2 separate regions of the Homo sapiens genome follow, and region 2 is linked to region 1. The links are chromatin contacts, found by POLR2A ChIA-PET in ENCODE. All regions are on one chromosome and are shown on one strand. The core of a region is the stretch at or near the end of the contact, and the rest is flanking DNA. Distances in the headings are between cores, read along the strand shown.

What was found. ChIA-PET counts read pairs that join two places held with the same protein, here RNA polymerase II (POLR2A).
Region 2: POLR2A ChIA-PET joins it to region 1 with 11 read pairs in activated naive CD8-positive, alpha-beta T cell. The contact joins the enhancer-like site here to the promoter of RBBP8-AS1 in region 1. POLR2A ChIA-PET finds 5 or more read pairs at or near these places in 2 of 52 experiments (H1 and activated naive CD8-positive, alpha-beta T cell).

What each region holds. Positions count from the first base shown.
Region 1 is chr18:22,928,476-22,936,005 of GRCh38, reverse strand. RBBP8-AS1 (RBBP8 antisense RNA 1) reads left to right here and starts at 2,242. Exons shown (of 5, transcript NR_198963.1): 1 at 2,242-2,418. It overlaps RBBP8 (RB binding protein 8, endonuclease), which reads right to left and starts at 2,678. Exons shown (of 19, transcript NM_002894.3): 1 at 2,442-2,678. MIR4741 (microRNA 4741) reads right to left here and starts at 2,657; the gene lies at 2,568-2,657. RefSeq lists enhancers at 1,885-1,934, 2,295-2,424, 2,108-2,948, 6,283-6,332 and a silencer at 2,555-2,634.
Region 2 is chr18:23,526,809-23,534,310 of GRCh38, reverse strand. RMC1 (regulator of MON1-CCZ1) reads right to left here. Exons shown (of 20, transcript NM_013326.5): 14 at 6,410-6,516; 15 at 5,013-5,132; 16 at 4,599-4,676; 17 at 4,179-4,283; 18 at 4,014-4,082; 19 at 3,699-3,924; 20 at 2,489-2,686. The coding sequence ends at 2,607. It overlaps NPC1 (NPC intracellular cholesterol transporter 1), which reads left to right. Exons shown (of 25, transcript NM_000271.5): 24 at 794-956; 25 at 2,027-2,869. The coding sequence ends at 2,109. Among named protein-coding and RNA genes, the nearest start is that of RMC1, 27 kb to the right of the region's middle. RefSeq lists an enhancer at 4,044-5,243. Within about 2 kb of position 1,250, at least 2 of the 41 ENCODE cell types and tissues checked have a DNase peak (open chromatin) inside an H3K27ac peak, as active enhancers do.

The DNA of each region.
Region 1 (7,530 bases), core at 993-3,492:
ATATATTTTATAAAAGAGACAGTTGACTGATGTATTAACACAGATGAGGATCTGTATAACTTTCCAAAAACAAGAGAAGTCAGTAAGATTTAAACACAGCAAAGATCTATGAATACAGAAACATCTTAGAGTCATAAGACAATTAGGGTAATGTTACTTCATGCCTCTCTTAGAATAAAGGTGAATCATTAAGTTTATTACATAGTCCTTGAAGAAACCAACAGGTTAAGAAGTTTGAATGGATTAGTAAATATTTTAATATGTGTTCTTAAAATGAAACCATTAATTAGCTACAACTTAAAAAGTAATAGTGATCAGCAAGTCTACTAAACCTCACATCTGGCTCCTTAGCCAAAGCAAACTGATTGTTTCCTGCTAACCATTTCCTGAGGTCTCTGACAAAGGGGCTGAAAGAGTAATTCTGAAGGGAGCAGGAGTATATGTGAAGCCACTTGGTGAACCGTCAAGAGCTACAAAAATAAACTATCAAGCTTTGCAAAAATTGTGATTAGACTTTTAAAAAATAATCCAGAAACTAAATATGAGCTGGATTTTAGATATTAGGAAATTATTAATTTTCTTGGGTATGATAATGATGCGGTTTTGTTTGTTTTTTTTTTAGAAAGGCCTTATCTGTTAAAGGGATATTTACCGAGATATTTACAGGTAAAGGGATATACTCTGCGATTTGCTTGAAAAAAAAAAAATCCAGCAAAAACAAACAAAAATGGATGTTGGGTGAAGAGATGAAACAAGGGCTGAACTTCAACAATTTCTGAAGCTGGGTGGGTGCGTATACAATGGGGTTCATAATTCCAGTATTTCTCTTGTGTACATTTATTTCTGTAAAAAAGTTTTTAAAAGTAGAATTAGGTGCACTGCATTAGTTTTGTTACCAAAGAGGTTTTTATTCTATCTTTAACTCTAACAGATAAACAAATGGGCCTATATATAATTGTGAATAAAAGTCACCATTTGTTTCCCACATACCAGAAACTATAGAATATTAATATTAATATTTGTATTTATATATTATTTAATATATAATTATATATTATAGAATATTTATATTCTACCTAACCTTCAGAAAAACTCTGTAAGACAGCTACTATAATTTCATTTTAGAGTTGGGGGAAGAGGCGTAAGGCAGTAAATGTCCAAGGTCACACAGCTGGGACATGGCTATGTCAGGGATGGAAATCAAGTCATGAGACCAATAACTGTAAAATACCTCTCTGTAGCCCGCATGTTCTCAATCATAGGTGGGAACTGAACAATGAGAACACCTGGACACAGGAAGGGGAACGTCACACACCGGGGCCTGCCGTGGGGTGGGGGGAGGGATAGGATTAGGAGATATACCTAAAGTAAATGACGAGTTAATGGGTGCAGCACACCAACATGGCACATGTATGCATATGTAACAAACCTGCACGTCGTGCATATGTACCCTAGAACTTAAAGTATAAAAAATAATAATAAAATAAAGAAAAAATACCTCTCTGCAGCAAAAAGAAAAAAAAAGAAGACATAAACGATTTCTATTAAGTCAACAGTTTAAAATGAAGGTTTAATTACTTCAATGACCGAAAAAGTATTAACATATTCGTTTAAAGAGTGTAAAATAAGCATCCTTTACGTATCTATCTTCAAGTAAGTGATGTACAGTGCCTTAAAAACAAAACATAAAAACAAAACATTCAACTTGCAAATTCTGGCTCGCAAAACCCTTTCCACCTACCCGCATGCCCGGCACTTTTTGTTAGCATCTCTCTCTGCAATGAACCGTTATTCGAGGCACGACGACAATGTACATTTTTCAATCTCTCAGAACGTCACGTCTTACCTCCCAAGTTGCATTCTGGGCTCAAAGGCCTGTAATTTGTGTGTATTCCTTAGTATAAACCACTACACTGCAGGTGCTCACCAAAATACTCGCTGCCACACCACAGGTATTCTCACACGGGTAAGGCGAGAGGCACATTTCATCACACAGGGGACTTGAACAAACTGCACGGGACATTTCAGGGGTCCTCTTATGGGCGGAGCAGAGCAGCGGGGCAAAGGCTTTCCAGCCAGGTCCCTTCTCCATCCATTTCTCCCCAGGTGCCCGCGCCGGTTCCGCGTGCGGGTCTGGCCAAAAAACCTCCGAAGCGCGCGCGCGAGCCGCAGTCGGCGCATGCGCGGGGCGGGCTTGGCGGCGAAAGGCGCTTCCTCAGCCCGCGCGGGAGACCCAGAAGTAGTACTGAGGTAGCGCTCGTCCTCCCGCCGGTCCACCACCACCGAGTGTAGCCCGGGCCCGGCCTATTTCATCAGACACAACCCCAGAGCCGGGAGCCACCCCTACCCCGGGAGCCCTTCGCCAAGCACGCAGCTCCAGACCAGAAGCAGTCGCTCCGACCCAGAGCTCCGGGTGGGGTAAAGAGATTGCTTTTACTCACCGCCTCCGAGATTGCCTCGGGATTCGCGAAAGCCCCCGAAGGGAAGCGAGCACTTTCTGAGGCTGTGAAAGGACGGCTGCTCGCTTTTCTCTTTCGCCCTTTTCCCTCACCAGAGTGCCAAATCCTCGGTGGGAAAGCCGACCCCTCCGGACAGCCCGCGCTTTAAGGCCGGGGGCTGCCGGCCGGGCTCGGAGGCGGCCGGACCCGCCCCGCCCGGGAGCCCGCGCGACGTCACGCGGGAGTTCCACTTGCGTCACGCCCCTTCCTCCAGCTGCCCATCGCGGCGGCGCACTTCGTGCCCTAGCTGAGGAGCGGGCTCTTCGGTGCGGCCCATCCCGGAGGGCGATGGTTGGGGAGGGGAGCGCTACCTCGGAGCTGCCGGGAGCTACCCGAAGAGTCTGGCGACCGCCACAGCATTTCTGAATTGCGCTGGGGAAAGCTCAAGCCGTTCTGTTGGGGGAGCATCAAGCCCTTGCGGTTCTGTGAAAGTTATCTGTACACTGTGTCTAGCTTAAGCATTTTGCAGGGAAGCATGTGTAGAGTGACCTGTACCGAATGAAGAGTTAAAATTAACTGATGGGGGGTATGGACGCGGATCCGTCTAACATAGTTTTCGGCCTTGTCGCTGTTATCTGCAGTTTAGTGATGTGACCTGACAGGGTTGTGCGGTAACGCCATAGATCAAAACGATCTGTATTTTGCTGAGGTTAAACGGGAAGTTTCTGGCAAATTTGAAACGAGAAGGAATCTCCTTCAGCATTATTTATTGGGACAACATGCTGTTAGATAATTTTTTTTAAAAAGTCCATTTTTCTTGTGGCTGTTCGTTTGAGATTCAAACCGATAGTAGGTATTCCTATTTCTCCTGATTTGTAAAAGAATCGTTTTTAGACCACTAGAAATTCTACAAATGAACAAAATAGACTAGAATCAAATATCTTTTAAACCAGTCCAGTACTTTTGTGTAATTATTCTAAGACCTGGGAAGGGATAATATTAACAGGCTTTAAAAGTTTAGTACTTAGAAATCATAAATACAAAGTGGAAAGGTAATTTTTCCACCTGTCCCACATCTTAAGGGATGAATAAATATAACTTAAAAAGTTAGTATACAGAAGAGGGGTGCTAAACCTTCTATTAGCCTGTTACAGCAACTATCATTCACTTCCCCATTTTATAAGACTTAACTCCACATTTTTAAAAGAAAATGGATGAAATTTTGACTATGTAATTTTTAACGCAAGATAGGAAACATAATTGACAGAGTGAAGCTTTTATGTTTATGACAGAAATAACCTGTAATAAGTTTGTCATTTAACAGAGTATTGAAAGAGCAGTGTGCTGTGGTCTCTACTGTGGTCCAAAGAAAAACTGAGCAGAATGACCCAACCTGTTCCTATGGCCTCTGCCTGTGTCTCACTCTCTAATCCATTTATGCAAGTCAGAAACCAAAGAGTCATCCTTGACACTTTATTCATCCCTAACTTCCATATCCAAGCCATCACGCAGTCCAATTTTACTTACTAAACATGTAAATCCATCCCCTTCTCTCCATCACTACCTCCATAATCCAAGATACTGTTATTTCTTACCTAGTCTACTGCTAGGCTCCTTTCCACATCCACGCTACCAACCACCCCTCCTAAATCTTTGTTTTCACTGGTGTTCAGAAAAAAATTTGAACTTCTATTCTCCATATATATATTTAATTTTAAATTACATACATGTACTGTTGAAAAATGGTACATGATCTAATGAAGTTACAGGCTCTGAAGTCAGACATCTGGGTTTAAATCCTGCTCTAATACTTCCTTACTGAGTGACTTTGGACTGACTGCTTAAGCTCGCTGTCCCATTTTACCTACCTGTAAATTGAGGATAATAATAGTACCAACCTCACAGGGTATTAAGATTAAATGAATATATGTAAACTGCTTAGTATTCAGATATATACTATGTGCCCAAAAGCTAGCCATAATTAGTATTTCTTAGCTAATATGATTATAATCCATTTTAAAAGCATTTTTAAAGGATAAAAAATAGAATAAAAATACATCTTCCCTCCTCCACCTTAAATTGTGTCTACTTTGAGACCACTTCTCTATACTGCAGCTACTGTGATCTTGAAAAGTAAATCTGTTAATGTCACTATGCTGCTTAAACCCTTTCAGTGGCTTCCAGTTACTCTGTGAAGGAAGCCCCTTTGAATTGCCTCTGCTACCCCTTTGGCTTTATTTCCAGACATTTTCTGTCCTCTGGTCTCACTAGACTTTTGATGTCTCCTAGGCCATTGCGTGCTATTGTCTCTGCCTGGAGTTCTCCACCAAACCTACCCCCACTCTTTGCCCCAGCTATCTACTAATCATGTTTTTATCTTATTTCAATAGTCTCTTCTACTAGATCCTCCTACAGTACCATGTAACCTCCCCATCTTACAGTTTTTATTGTTTTAGTTATTTAATTAATTCTGTCTCCCCACTGGACTGTAAATTTCTTGAGATAAAAAACCACGTCTTGGGCCAGACTTTGGGTGGCTGAGGCAAGAGGATCACTTGAGGCCAGGAGTTCAAGATGAGCTTGGGCAACATAGTGAAATCTTGTCTCCTATTCTAAAAATCAAACCAAAATAGCTGGACACAGTGGTTCGTGCCTCTAGTTCTAGTTACTGTGGAGGCTGAGGTGGGAGGATTGCTTGAGCCCAGGAGTTCAAGGCTGCAGTGAACTATGATTGTGCCACTGTACTCCAGCCTAGGTGACAGAGCGAGAGACCCTGTCTTAAAATTAAAAAAATAAAAAATAAAAAAGGTTTGTTCACCCTTTTATCTCCAGGAACTAGCCCAGTGTCTGCCACCAAATCAATATTCTATGAATGAATGAAATGGGCATTCCCTGGTGGATCCCATTTCTATGTAAATGGAAACCTTTGGGTACATTCAAAATTCTTAGATTTTTAAATGAGATTTTATATGGCCACTTTAACAATGGAAATGGCGGGCATCCTCATAGATAGGTTCTAAAGCTTTAAGAACCACATGGAATAAATTTTGAGGTTCCAAAGATCTGCTGAAAAAACATCTTTAACAGAGAAGCAGTTATTTTGAACTCTTCATAATACTGGGTTTCTCATATGTTGTGGCTTAGGACAGTACTTCCCAAACTTTTTCAATTTCAGCATGCTTAGAAAATGAACACTTGTGTTATATATTGTAATGAAAAGATGAGGCTGCTTCCATCCAGTGGCAACAGAAGTTGAGACTAGTCACCTCAGGCCCAGTGCTGCCACCTTCAGGGCTAGGTTTTTAATGTCCCAGCACACCTATTGGAGGCCCCTGGCTAGAATGCTGAATTTAAATAAACTAGTGAAATAGTTAAAATGGTAAGTTTACATTATGTATATCTAGGCACCAATTTAAAATAAATTGTGTGATAGCAGTACAGACTCTAGGATTCTTAAAAGTAAAGTTTTGGAACTCACGTAGATTTAAAAGTCATCTAACTCAAGCCATTTACAAATGAAATCCTGTAGATTCTAGAATCTATGCTTAACTCCTGCAGCTGGGTAGTTGAGTGTTGTGAAGGGAAAATGACGTATCACGTTAGACTGATATCACTAAAGTCATATGGTTTCAAACTTCATGCAGGGCATCAGTTAATCCTTAAAATAGCCTTTGTTCAGCTCTTTTTATTTTCTCTGCTGTCTTCCAGACCTTTACTATTTTCAGTCCTCAAGCCTCTGAAGCTATTTTCACTCTAGGTGGACAACCTGGCCTCCTGATTAAACAAGACAATTGAGCTCCACAAGTGTGATCTTCCTAAACTTGCTTTTTTCTTTCTCAACCCTACGAATTAGGCAAAACCATTTGCAGTTAAAAATACAACCTGAGGCCAGATAGGGTGGCTCATATCTGTAACCTCAACGCTGTGGGAGGCCCGCGGGAGGCTCACTTGAGATTTGAGAAACTGCAGTATAGGCTGAATGACAGCCAGAACCTGTCTCTTAAACACACACACATACACACACACACACACACACACACACACCCGCCTGTCTCTTCACACACACACACACACACACACACACACACACACACACACACACCTGCCCAAACAATCCAGTTGCTTCTCACCTTTGTGTCCACCCTGGTTCAAGCTACCATCAACCTCTTCTACGGCAATATCCTCCTTTAAAAAAAAAAAAAAATCTGTTATCCACTCTGTTCTCCATTACAGTATATTCTCCAACAGCAGTCTGAGAGGTTCTTTAAAATCTATCAGAAAATCACACTCCCTGCTTAAAGCATTTCAGGGTCTTCCCATCACCCTAGAATAAAATCCAAACTCCTTTCCATGGTGTCAGGACGAGTCAGGCACTATATTCTGCTGATGATACCTCTTAAATATAATTTTGAATTAGTGCTTTCCTTTCCAACCTCACTTATTGCCCTAGTTGAGGCCCTGATGTTTCTTACCTAGGCAACAGCCTCCCTGCTTCCAGTCTTGTTCACCTTAATTCAGTCTCACAGCTGCCCAACATCTAAACCATTATTTCTGATCCTGGCATTCCTTTGCTTAAAACTCTTCAAAAGACTGTTGCCAGACTGGTGCGGTAGCTTACGCCTATAATCCCTGCACTTTGGGAGGCCGAGGTGGTTGGATCACTTGAGGTCAGGAGTTTGAGACCAGCTTGGCCAACATGGTGAAACCCTGTTTCTACTAAAAATACAAAAATTAGATGGGCATGGTGGCAGGCACCTGTAATCCCAGCTACTCGGGAGGCTGAGGGAGGTGAATCACTTGAACCCAGGAGGCGGAGGTTGTGGTGAGCCAAGATCACACCCCTGCACTCCAGCATGGGCGACAAAGCGAGACTGTGTCTCAAAAAAAAAAAAGAAAAAAAGGCTATTGCCTAAAGGTTAAAAATCAGTTTCTTTAAAATGTCACACAAGCTCTTATCCTTGCACAGTCTCTGCTGTACCCCTTGCTCTTTCCCTCTTTCAACAGGAAACTGCTTTTATTCCTCTCTCCTTCCCTTGGCTGTGTCTTACTCTTGGCTCATACAATGTTTTTCTCTTGGAATTACTTTCACCCC
Region 2 (7,502 bases), core at 1-2,500, 600 kb before region 1:
CTGCCACATCGTGGACAGAACGGACGTTCTGTGGAACTGTACCTGTTGGTACGGCTCCTTTTTAGGTGGCAGTGTGCTGAAGCAGGAAAATAACAGACAAGTTAAACATGAGACAGCTGGCAGTCTTTCCCATTTAAAATGCAGGGGAGCCCGGGCCAGAACCCAGCGTGTGATGTGCGGTTGGTGCCTGGAGAGTCGTCTTGGTTCAACTCTACACCCTGGCTTAGCCTATCTCTTTACCACTGTAGAAAATACCTGGTAAAGAGTAAAAACTAAAACTTTGTTTCGTAACACTTTTAAATATTTAAGTTTTCACCTGAGAATATAAAGAAAGATAATCAATTGGGAGACACGATGCAGTGTCTGTGCAGAATACACAGCTTTTAACTTGGTCATACCTCTCCCCCAGGATCATAAGGCAGCAAATAGTGTTAGGTAGTAGATGATGCTACCTGGGTTCAGTTCCCATTGCTTTGAACCTTGAATATTAAGAAATCCCCATAAGGGCTGGCCACGGTGGCTCATGCCTATAACCCCAGCACTTTGGGAGGCCAAGGCTGGCGGACCACTTGCGGCCAGGGGTTCGAGACCATGGCCAACATGGTGAAACCCCATCTCTACTAAAAACACAAAAATTAGCCAGGCATGGTGGCGTGCACCTGTTTAATCCCAGCTACTCAGGAGGCTGGGGCAGGAGAATCACTTGAACCTGGGAGAAATCCTTGTAAGGAAGTGTTTTTGTTCAATTACAGGTTGGTAAAAGTGGTTTCTAACACAGTATCTCTTCTTTTAGGTGTTCAGTGGAATCACACTTACAAAATTTGGAGGGATTGTGGTGTTGGCTTTTGCCAAATCTCAAATTTTCCAGATATTCTACTTCAGGATGTATTTGGCCATGGTCTTACTGGGAGCCACTCACGGATTAATATTTCTCCCTGTCTTACTCAGTTACATAGGTAAGAGTTCTCATCTTAAAAGGGTGGCACAATAGAAGGACATTACTGAAAGGGAATTCTATCCTGAGGCATTCTTTTCAAGTATTTGAACTCATACTAATGGTCATTTGATAATGATAAATGATACTGAGTAAAAAAATTTCTTCTAAAAGAAAAAACCCATCCAGGGGATTCATGATGGTGCAGACTACTTTATTAGGAAGTTGTCGATGTTTTTTCTGGAGGCCTGATCTGTCTGCTTCACAAAGGCCTGGAGCCAGTCCTTGAATGGATCTGAGTGTCAGCAGGCAGGGCAGCTCCTCCCTGCCACTGAGATGAAGGAGTCCATCTGGCAGCCAGCTCTCACACCAGCAGTGCTGCAGAACAGCTTTTTATGTCCCTCATGGATTTCCCGTTTCTTAGCAAAGTGCTTGCTGCCTTTCTTCATCTCGAGACTGTCCTTGATCCTTTTACTTCTATGGCCACTTCACCTTGCACAAAAATGACCCACGGTTGAAAGAACAATACTGATTTGCTTCATTTATAGCTTTGTCACTAAATTGAAGCACTGAAGTAGAAGATTAAGAAAATGAGGGGCTTTTTATCATCTCCGGGGGATAGAAAGTAGTTCTATTACAATCTAATATACTAGTTCCTTTTAAGAAAAAAAAAAAAAAAAAGAGATGAGCACTTTGGAAGGCTGAGACAGGAGAATCGTTTGAGACCAGCCTAGGCAACATAGTGAGGCCTCCATCTCTACAAAAATAAAATTAGCCAGGTGAAGTGGTGTGCGTCTGCAGTCCCACCTACTTGTTAGGCTGAGGCAGGAAGCTTGCTTGAGCCCAGAAGGGTGGGCTTAGGATGCAGTGAGTCGTGTTCATACCACTGCACTGCAGCCTGAGGAAGAAAGCAAAGAGCCCATCTCCAAAAGAGAGGGAGAGAGATGTGGTCTCACTCTGTTGTCCAGGCTGGTCTCAAGCAATTCTCCTGCCTCAGTCTTCCAAAGTGGGATTACAGGCGTGAGCCACTATGCCCAGCCAACTAGCTCCCTTTCTCCTGCAGAAATAAGAAAAAGTCTCTCTCTCTCATAGGGCCATCAGTAAATAAAGCCAAAAGTTGTGCCACTGAAGAGCGATACAAAGGAACAGAGCGCGAACGGCTTCTAAATTTCTAGCCCTCTCGCAGGGCATCCTGACTGAACTGTGTCTAAGGGTCGGTCGGTTTACCACTGGACGGGTGCTGCATCGGCAAGGCCAAGTTGAACACCGGATGGTGCCAACCATCGGTTGTTTGGCAGCAGCTTTGAACGTAGCGCCTGTGAACTCAGGAATGCACAGTTGACTTGGGAAGCAGTATTACTAGATCTGGAGGCAACCACAGGACACTAAACTTCTCCCAGCCTCTTCAGGAAAGAAACCTCATTCTTTGGCAAGCAGGAGGTGACACTAGATGGCTGTGAATGTGATCCGCTCACTGACACTCTGTAAAGGCCAATCAATGCACTGTCTGTCTCTCCTTTTAGGAGTAAGCCATCCCACAAGTTCTATACCATATTTTTAGTGACAGTTGAGGTTGTAGATACACTTTATAACATTTTATAGTTTAAAGAGCTTTATTAATGCAATAAATTAACTTTGTACACATTTTTATATAAAAAAACAGCAAGTGATTTCAGAATGTTGTAGGCCTCATTAGAGCTTGGTCTCCAAAAATCTGTTTGAAAAAAGCAACATGTTCTTCACAGTGTTCCCCTAGAAAGGAAGAGATTTAATTGCCAGTTAGATGTGGCATGAAATGAGGGACAAAGAAAGCATCTCGTAGGTGTGTCTACTGGGTTTTAACTTATTTTTCTTTAATAAAATACATTGTTTTCCTAAGTTTTGGGGTTACCCTATCTGCTTTGAGAGACAAATACAAAAGCTAAATGGAAGAGATTCTATCTAACCTGTCCTTATGGTAACTAAATGCCGTCTTACATTGAGCTAGAAATAGACCTAGAAGTTTCATTAGACAGCCCTGATCCTTCCCTATCCTAAAGATGATGTCTTAGGTTGTATAACTATTTGGAGATGAGAATGATCAACCAGGGCCAGGTGCGGTGGCTCAAACCTGTAATCCCAGCACTTTGGGAGGCTGAGGCAGGCGGATCATGAGGTCAGGAGTTTGAGACCAGCCTGGACAATATAGTAAAACCCCATCTCTACTAAAAATACAAAAATCAGCCGGGTGTGGTGGCACGCACCTGTAGTCCCAACTACTCAGGAGGCTGAGGCAGAAGAATCGCTTGAACCCAGCGGAGGTTGCAGTGAACCGAGATCACACCACTGCACTCCAGCCTGGGCAACGGAGCGAGACTCTGTCTCAAAAAAAAAATGAGAATGATCAACCAATGTATACTTCATAAAACTGAAACCTTAATAAGCCCCAGACCCTTTAAAACCCTTAGCCACCATTTGCCGTCTTATTCCTGGCTTTAAGAGATATTCCAAGATCTGCTATAAGAGATGGGCTGTGCCTGATCTGGGTCCTAAATGTGTCTTGACTCAAAACACACCTCCTCGGTGAGTTCCAGAGCATAATTCAGATTCTGTCAGTATACTGAATTCACTCTACTACAAATAATGGGCCAAGGGCTAGGTGGGCTGTTATCAAATTGTGTTGTTTACAAAAATGCTAACCCAGGGTCCTCGCCCACCAGCTGCCAGTGCCCTCTGCTACTCTTTGAGGCTATGGTTACCCCAAGTCTTTTCATTGCATTCTCACCTGGTGTGAAATTGGGGCTCCCTCGCAAACGCTGGTTTCGCTGTTCAAAAAAGCGGAATATTGTATAGAAAAGCATGTTGTCTTCAGTCTGCTTTGCAGCATCTAAAAATTTTCGTGCAGAAATGTTGTCATGGCCACCAATGCCCCGGATAAACCTTAAGGCAGCTAACACTTGGTGTTTGGAAAGGAGAACTTCTACTATTTCATCATTTGCTGTTGAAAGTCGCTAGCAGTAAGGGAGAGAAGTCCAGGTCAGTGCAAACAACAGGAACAGAGTTAGTTTCCATAGTCTAAAACCTCACACATCAGAGTTACCTTCAGCATGTCCAGAGATAGCTGATGAGCAGGAGGATAGAAACTCTCTAGGGATAACAGCAGACAAGCCTGAAAGACATTTTTAGACCCACTTCAGTTGGAAAGATAACGGTTAAAATTTTCCATTTTTAACCACAATGGAAGTAAAAATCTGGCAATGCATACCAAAGGTTTGGAGTCGCTGAGGACGTGGTACTGCAGGAACTGATGCAGCATATAAAAGAGGTTGTGCTGGACAAGGGTTTTGATAACAAGTTCATGTAGGTAATGCTGAGGACAAAAGTAAAAAGTGAAAGAACACTTCCAAATCATTCAGCTACAACAGACTAGAGGCTCCCCAAGGACTGGCTATTCTAACCAACACAGTAAAAGTCTGTCATTACAAGAAGTGGTTTCGTCATGCAGGTAAAGACCCCAACTTGACCTTACACTTCCCATTCCAACTAATAATGTCAGGAGTCACTCAGCATTCTGAGTCAGGGAGGCAGACCTGTCTTAGCATATGAGTCATCTTCTAAGACAGTGACTGTGTTTTTTTTTTAAATTCCTTCTGTTTTAACTTGGGCCCAGATGATTTGAAGGTACCTGTACTGCAATCTGAAACTGGTTAAGAGAACGAATGTATTCCATCAGCACGGCTATCACAAATTTATGAGGCATCTCCTAGGGAGAAAAAAATGTGGTCTTACAAATACCAACGAGGTGCAAAAGAGGCTGCATATAACTCTCTATCCAACCCCCACCTTGTTTCCATCTTAAAATGGCCCAGTGTTCATCTTTCACTGGTTTTGCACACATCGCTCCAGAACCACCCGTCAACAATTATGCTTTAGGCCTCAGCATTAGAAGCCAAACTACCAGCTCTAGGGCCTCACCCAAGGAAACTCCAGTGATTCTAATCACTTCAAGTGACTCTAATCACATGAAGTCTCCTCGTTTTCAGCAACTTCCTTGTTTTGAGCATTCTCAGTCCAGAAGAGGCGGAAAGCTGCAGCCCACCTTCTTTTCCACAAAGGCTGACAGGACATGGGTGTACACATCTGACTGGTCCAGCACCGCCTGGGTCCGCACCGGCCTCTTGAGGAGCGGGCTGCTTCGGCTCTGCCCTGCTTCCACCGCCTGAAAGAAAAAAACCACAAACTATGATCTTCGGCATCTTAGAGGAAGGGTGCTGTTTACAGTTCATCCACAAGGACTGAATTCTTCGATGTGGACCCAGGATATGAGCGGAAAACACTTTCTCTACTTAGATACAACTTTTTCCTGTGCGCATGCCTGTAATCCCAGCTACTCAGGAGGCTGAGGCAGGAGAATCCCTTGAACCCAGGAGGCAGAGGTTGCGGTGAGCCAAGATCTCACCATTGCACTCCAGCCTGGGCAATAAGAACAAAACTCCGTCTCAAAAAAAAAAAAGCAGTTCAGATCCGTGCAGATTATGCAATAGCTGTGGGGTGTAGCCTGAGAACTTGCATTTCCAAGAAACTCCAGATGCTGCTCATGTGGCTGGTCAGTGGCCCACACTGCTGAGTCATGACGGTTTATGGAGCCCAGCAGACCGTGTGGGACGGCACAGAAACTGCCATTTGGGATCAGACCTACTGATTCCCACAGCCCAGAACACCCACAGCAATAGAGTCCAAAAGGACTCAGCCATCCCTCACGTCTGGCAGCGTAGGAATGGACACTGTCCCAGCAACTGGCCCTCTTCAGTGCCTGTCTCAGACCTCTTACCCTTCCATGAACAGCTAAAGGGGAGTGGAGTTCTGGGGCTTTTGTTGGTTTAAAACCATTTTCAGCCTAGGACTAATCAGATCCTGGAATTGAAATAATTCATTCTCCTTGTCCTAAACTTTTCTTCTGGCTTCAGAAGATATGATGTACAAGTAATACAGCGGGAATTGGTGGCGATAAGCCATGGTTATTACCTTGACTACAAACACGCCTGCTAAGTGCTAACACTGAATCGTCACTATCTCAACAGGATTCTTTCCCAAAAGGGAAGAAAGGTGTGGCAAATATAAATATTTCTAATTTAATTTTCTAAGTCCTCACTCTGGCATAACAGAAAAATATACAAAATATTGCAAAGCAGAGACTGATTTTTCTCATCTATAACAGTAGACCAAGGATCTACAGGCAAGATCAAACACAGATGGGAAAAACAAAAACAGTGAAGGTATGAAGTGAGATGCAGCCGCCAGCTCGTGGGATGCAGGGACCCTGAATTTACTACTCCTCCACTATCCCCCACTACTGCCACCTTGCCCTATGGCAGGCGGCAAATCTCAGCGACCTTATTCTAATATATAGGAAACAATTTTGCATCATAATTACTTAGAAAATACCCGGGAGGGGGTGGGGGAGGAGGACCCTTTGTCATACTCCATGTAACTCACCATCGCATAACTCTGCTCGGCATCCAGGTACTTTTTATACTCATGGTTGAGTTTATCAAAAACAGTGGCTATCACGGGCAGCGATGCTCTGTCTGACTCACTTAACACTGGAAAGGCACAATGTTCACACACGGATCAAACCAACTTCATGTCAGCTTCAGAATTTCCACACGTTGCTATGATAAAAACTAATCTCAAAAGGTTACCAATGCAAAAGTACCTTTAAAGGACACTCTACTTTAAAGACCTGACAGCTAGATGTCATTCGCAACCCCTTTCTGGTTACGGTTAAAAAAAAAAAAAAAAAAAAAAGCTATAGCAGGCCAGGCTCAGTGGCACATGCCTATAATCCCAGCACTTTGGGTAGGCCGAGGCAGAAGGATCACTTAACGCTGGGAGTTTGAGACCAGCCTGGGCAACAAGGCAAGACCCCATCTATACCAAAACAAAAACAAACACCAACAGCACATATTGGTAGGGGATTATTATTATTATTTTTTTTTGGATACAGGGTCTTGCTCTGTCGCCCAGGCTGGAGGTACACTGACACAAACGGCTCGCTGCAGCCTCGTCCTCCCGGGCTCAAGGAATCCTCCCTCGGCAGCCTCTGGAGTAGCTGGGGCCACAGGTGTATACCACCAAACTCAGCTAATTTTTTTTTTTTTTTTTTTTTTTTTTGTAGAGACAGGGTTTTGCCATGTTGTCGTCCAGGCTGGTCTCGAACTCCTAGGCTCAGGCAATCCTCCTGCTTCAGCCTCCCAGAGTGCTGGGATTATAAGCATGAGCCACCATGCCTGGCCTCAGTAGGGGATTCTTAAAGAAGACACATATGCAGTGAGTGGCTTGGATTTTGAAAGAGGTGTGTGTGAAGGCCAGGGGTGGTGGCCCACTCCCCTCCTGTGTGCCCACTTTCATTCAGAACCATCCCATTTATTGTTCTTTTCTACCAGTATCTCTACAAATCATCTTTCCATTTAGCAGCCTTTCCTAGGGGGTCACATAGCCACCCCTCACATAAAGAATGAGGCTGTGGGTCACAGACAAGACACAACAATGTAGCCCACATCCCGATAAAAAGTGTTGGGCAGCACAG